Regions from separate parts of the Homo sapiens genome. Here region 1 is linked to region 2. A link is an interaction called in ENCODE POLR2A ChIA-PET data of the cell type or tissue named here. Cell type or tissue: CD4-positive, alpha-beta T cell. All regions are shown on one strand.

Evidence for each region. ChIA-PET counts read pairs that join two places held together with the same protein. Peaks named below come from ENCODE experiments on the same cell type or tissue, not always from the same donor. Only the 100,000 strongest peaks of a DNase experiment are listed, where the experiment ranks them.
Region 1: POLR2A ChIA-PET joins it to region 2 with 12 read pairs; 6 of 35 experiments call an interaction of 5 or more read pairs at or near these places.

What each region holds. Positions count from the first base shown.
Region 1 is chr16:30,064,195-30,066,694 of GRCh38, reverse strand. ALDOA (aldolase, fructose-bisphosphate A) reads right to left here and starts at 935. Exons shown (of 10, transcript NM_001243177.4): 1 at 768-935. It overlaps LOC112694756 (uncharaterized LOC112694756), which reads right to left. Exons shown (of 14, transcript NM_001365304.2): 5 at 2,447-2,500; 6 at 2,190-2,271. RefSeq lists silencers at 618-797, 838-1,107 and an enhancer at 1,104-1,884. In CD4-positive, alpha-beta T cell, no CTCF peak of the experiment used is centred here; DNase peaks (open chromatin) are centred at 1,044 and 1,494; H3K4me3 peaks cover 2,500 bases; H3K27ac peaks cover 2,500 bases.
Region 2 is chr16:30,333,476-30,335,975 of GRCh38, reverse strand. It overlaps the pseudogene SMG1P5. Among named protein-coding and RNA genes, the nearest start is that of CD2BP2, 21 kb to the left of the region's middle. RefSeq lists an enhancer at 45-144 and a silencer at 375-1,194. In CD4-positive, alpha-beta T cell, no CTCF peak of the experiment used is centred here; DNase peaks (open chromatin) are centred at 135, 645 and 1,168; H3K4me3 peaks cover 2,004 bases; H3K27ac peaks cover 682 bases.

The sequences.
Region 1 (2,500 bases), 270 kb after region 2:
CCCTCAAGATCCCAGGGCTGGCCCGGGCTCCAAGGCTTCAAGGACATCCCAAGGTCAGGCTTTTCCCCACAAGGGAGGGGGCGGGTGGTAGGAAAGGGGCATTAGGAAAAATATAAGAGAGCAAGGAGAAGCCCAGGAAAGGGCGGCGGAACAAGCCCTAGCCCGAGGCGAGGAAAGCGGTAAGCTTTGCCATCGTCACTGTTCCTACGGGGCAAGAACGTGGAGGAGCAAGCGCCTTCCCCTGAAAAATGCTCCCGTCGCTTCGCATGGCTGCAGCTGTTCCGGGCTCAGAATCAAGGTCGCCCGATAAGGAGAGACAGGGAAAGTGTTAAGGGGGCATCAAGCACCGCGGAGGGGTTTCCCTCCTCGCGAAGGGCGCCCCGTTTCCCAGGACAGAAACCAAGCTCCCACTTGCGAGAACCCTGGGGCTGTACATGGGCCGGCCCCCACCCCTCACTGCCTCTTAGGATCCCCGCCAGGGCTAAGGGGCCCTAATCCTTTGCCACAGGGGTCCCTGCAAGAAAAGGGGGAGAATGGTCCTTCATCTCGTCCGGCTTCCTCCCCCGCCATGACTCAGCGCGCGCAGCCGCTGCATTGCGCAGTTAGAGGACCTCAGGCTGGAGGGGCCGGGGAGCCTGTGTGTGCCTGGTAGTGGGGAGACGCTGGCATGGGATGGGGGAGGCCTCCACGCGGACGCCCAACCCGCCACTGCCCCCAAGATCCCTCTCCACGGTCCCTGGTCCCCGCACGTGAAGAGGGGCGCTCACCTGGCACAGGAGAGGGGCGGGTGTGCAGGGTGCGGCGGCAGAGGGCGGCGGGCTGGCGAGTGGATTCAAGGAGAGAACGCGGGACTCGTCACCAGGACCCCTTCTGCGGCGCGTTCCGAGAGGAACGCAGCCGATTTAGCCTCGGAAGGGGCGGCGCAGGAGGCGGGCAGGCGGAAGGCGGCGCCCGGCCTTTTAAAGGCACCACTCCGCCCTCCGCCGAGCTTTTTCCTTTACGAGGAGCGGGCGGCGTCCAATGGCAGGCGACGGACTGGGCTACGGGCCGCCCCCGAGAGGCGCAGCCCAGAGGCCGCGCTAGGAAGGGGCGGGCGCCGAGAACACGATCCCTCCCCACCCCCCTCGGACGTGACTCGGACCACATCCCGCGGGTCGCTAGGGCCCTCCCTTCTGCTCCTTTCCCCCAGCCTGGCGCGCTCTGGGGCGCCGTGACTCAGCCAGAATGTTGGCAATGGGGGAGGGCGGAACGGGGAAGTGGAGGACGCGGATGGAAAAGTCGGAAACGAAGGAAGCTGAGTTTCGCCTCCCAGGCCCAGCGCGCGCGGCCCGGGGCCGCCCCAGCTTCCGGTCTTCGCGGCTGCAGCGCGTGTCACCATAGGGGCCACATCGCGCAGTCGTGCGTTAGCCTGCCTCGCCCGCGGGCTGAATCGGCGCGGAGCCGACACCCTGTCACTGGCCCAGGCGTAAGGGAGGCGGAGGAAAGGGCATCGAGAGGACACGCAGGGAGCGCGAGAAGGCGGCGGAACTAGCGGCGCGCGGAGGCGAGACCTCCCCATCCGAGTTCCAGGCTGGCAGGCCGGGCTGGGTCGCGCATGCGTGCGCGCTCTCCGCCGGGCCGCCGCAGCCAGGCTGGTAGTCCTCTGCGCCACAGAAAACCAGAATGCGCGGCTATGCACCGGCCGCTGCTCGGCCTCTGGCATGCGGGGTCACAGTTCCTGCCAAACGTCTTCCTTGAGCCTGACTTCCTTCTCCAAAAGAAAATCCGTCCCCGAACTGATCTGCCTCCCAGATGCTGAGCCCCCTGCTCCTATCGTCCAAATCTCCCCTCCTCACCTGGACCCCATCTGGACCCTGTTGGCCCAACCCCAACCCCATCCCCACCCCGGCCCGGTCCTGCAAGGGGCCCACCTGCGGCGAGGCCGAAGGAGCCGGCAGAGCCTGGTCAGCAGCGAGTGAGCTAGGGGTTCCCGGGCTGGTTATAAGGCAGCTCCTGCCCGCCCCACATGTGTCCCCGATCTTCTCTAATGACCCCTGCCCTTTTCCCGCCACGGATCCTCTGGCAGGGACCTATATTTAGGGAAACCTGAAGCCCCTGACATTCACACTATCGTGGGGCCCGGCATGGGGGAAGGGGGAGGAAGACTTGGGTCGGCCCTATTGATGGGGAGGGAGCCCCTGCCCACTCACCGGTGCTTCAGAGGAAATTCTTCCTTGGAAATCCAGACGGAGGCCCTTGGTTGTCAAGAGAAATAAATCTTTGGCCAGGGACCTGTGGGAAGGAAAGGGGTGAGGGGACTCGGATCACGTGGCCTCCCTGCCACCCTCCCTGGCTCCTTCTCTAATCTCCCTCCTCCCTTGACTCCCTGCGGTGATGGTGGCTGTTCTGATTCTCTGGAGCCCTGGTTTTTTTTAAGAAGGAGAGTAGATACTGGCACTACACTCACCTCCTAAAATAACGGAGAGTCCGTGGACGGAGTGTGGTTGAGGCACCCCTGCGT
Region 2 (2,500 bases):
TGTGAGGAGGGACTGACAGGCAGGCTCAGAAGTACAGGAATGGGACTGGCCAAAGCGCTGCTGGGTAGACAGGCTGGGGGAGCAGGGAGCTTCTGTCCACCCACCAGGGCTCCTGAAGTCACAGAGTCCTTGCTTGCCTCAAAATAGGTGCGATTTGATTCATTCATCCTCCCCGGAAACAAGATGCCCTGTGGCTTGGGACACTTCCAGGTCATGCCGGCTGTCTTGGCATAAACATTAACGGGGCCACCTTTCTTTCTTTCTTTTCTTTTCTTTTTTTTTTAGGCAGAGTTTCACTTCTGTTGCCTGGGCTAGAGTGCAATGGCGTGATCTCAGCTCACTGCAACCTCTGCCTCCCAGGTTCAAGCAATTCTCCTGCCTCAGCCTCCTGAGTAGCTGGGATTACAGTTGCCCACCACCATGCCCAGCTTCGCCGTCCAAGAGCCTGGGGCCGTGGGGGGCGGGGCTGCCTGCTATCGGCCCCGCCCCGCCGACAGGACCCGCCTCTCTCCCCAGGCCCGGCGGGGCCGACCCCGCCTCTCGCTCCCAGCTTGCCGTACGACAGCGGCGGCGCGGCGGGCGGAGCCGGGAGGCGGGGAAGCAGTGGCCGTGTGAGCGTGAGGAGCTGCCGCCACCGCCTGCTCCTCGTCCTCCTCGTCCTCCGGGGCCCCAGCGTCGTGGGCCGCGCACGGCCCTGGAAGAGACGTCGCCTCGCCTTCATCCGCCTCTCTCACCGCGCCGCTCCCTCGTCCTGCCCTGCGGGCTCAGGCGGAACCCGGAACGGCCGTCCTCTTCCCCCGCCCTCCGCCGCCGCCTCCTCCTCCTCCTTCTCGGCTTCCTCCTCAGCCCCGGGCCGGAGCGGGGTGTCGGCGGCGGCCGGTTCGGGCGGCGGCGCTTGGCCATGTCGTGTCGGGGAAGGTAATGAGCCGCAGAGCCCCGGGGTCTCGGCTGAGCAGCGGCGGCACCAACTATTCGCGGAGCTGGAATGACTGGCAACCCAGGTGGGTGACCGGCCCGGGACCCCGCCCCGACCTCCCGGGCTCCGCCTCGGGCGGGCCGAGGCCTAGGGCCGCGGGGCTGGGAGGCGCGGCCTAGGCCCTCCACCCACCGGAGCCGGGCGCGGCTTCCTGGGTCTCCTCCTCCCCGGCTAGGGGAGGAAGGCCGCGGGGAGGCGAGGCCTAAGTGCCTCTCCCCTCCCTGCTTGTTCAGCCCGGGGCTGAAGCCGAGCCCCGGGGCTCCCGGCGGTGGCACTGACCTAGGGTCGGGACCAGGAGGTGAGAAAGAGGCGGGGGTGGTGGGGGGGGCATTCCACTTACCGCCTCCCCCTGACCCCGAGTTGGGAGATCCTGAGAGTCCAGGACCCTCCCTGTTACTCATTCACTTTCTCGGTTCCCCAGTCTTTCAGCCGCCACGTGAGAGCTCTTGTAGCCTCTGTTCCTTTCTGTGACCCCCACATGTTAATATTGAAAAAACCAAAACAAAACTCCAGCCAAGGCATTGCTCTGACTTTAGGCAGAACATTCATTAGTGGAGCATGAGATGAGATTGTGTGACTGTTGATGGGATCGACCCACTCTGGTCTTGGGCGATGGAAGTTTTCCCTAAGTGCAAGGCCGGTTACTCTGGTGAATCGTAATTCATACCTGGACACTTGAGTGAACTCTTTGGGCACCCACTTAGAAGTCTAGAGAATTTCCTCTTTTATGGAGGATTTGATCTCAGACCGTTTTGGGGCTTAGTTAGATTTGAATATATTAGGAACATTAACTTTTTAAATAAATGTAATTTCCTATCTTTTTGATCAATGGGGGGAGGGTAGCTGTGCCTAATTTAGGATTGATTTATTCTAACCTCTCTTACTAAATAAATGCTTGTATTCAGAGTCTGTTTGGAATTTAACCCAATGCTTAGAACTCCTTAAATATACAGAAATATATTTTAGGGGCAATTGATTCATGGAACTCTCCTGCTTTGGAGCACAATTGTATTATAATTGTCCGGAAACTGGCCAGATAATGTAGAACGCACAAGTTGTTGAGAAGCCCTTTTGTTTCCTGATAGTTACATGTAATTCCAGCAGTATTTGGAAATAATTTGCTAAGATGTTAGAATGTAACATTTGAAGACTCATTAGAAAAATCAATAAAATTATCTTTGGCTAATGGGTAGTACACATCTTAGTCTGTTTAATATGCCTTTCCAAAAAAAACTGTGTCTGTTGAGAATTGGTGTATATAACTAGATGACTTTAATAATTAGTGCCTGAGTCTAGAATTGAGATGTTTAGTCGTAAAAAAAAATATTGTTCGATAAACAGCGTTGGCTTGTCTTGTACCACTTAAGAGTTTGTGAGTGCTTTAAATAAAATTAGTTAAGTATTTTTCTTCCTATGATTGACATGCTTAGTTTTGCCTTTTTATTGAAATGTGTGAAATTTGATTATCTGGCATCTAACAAATCAGGTGGTAAATGAATGACAATGGATTTTCTATTATTTTTC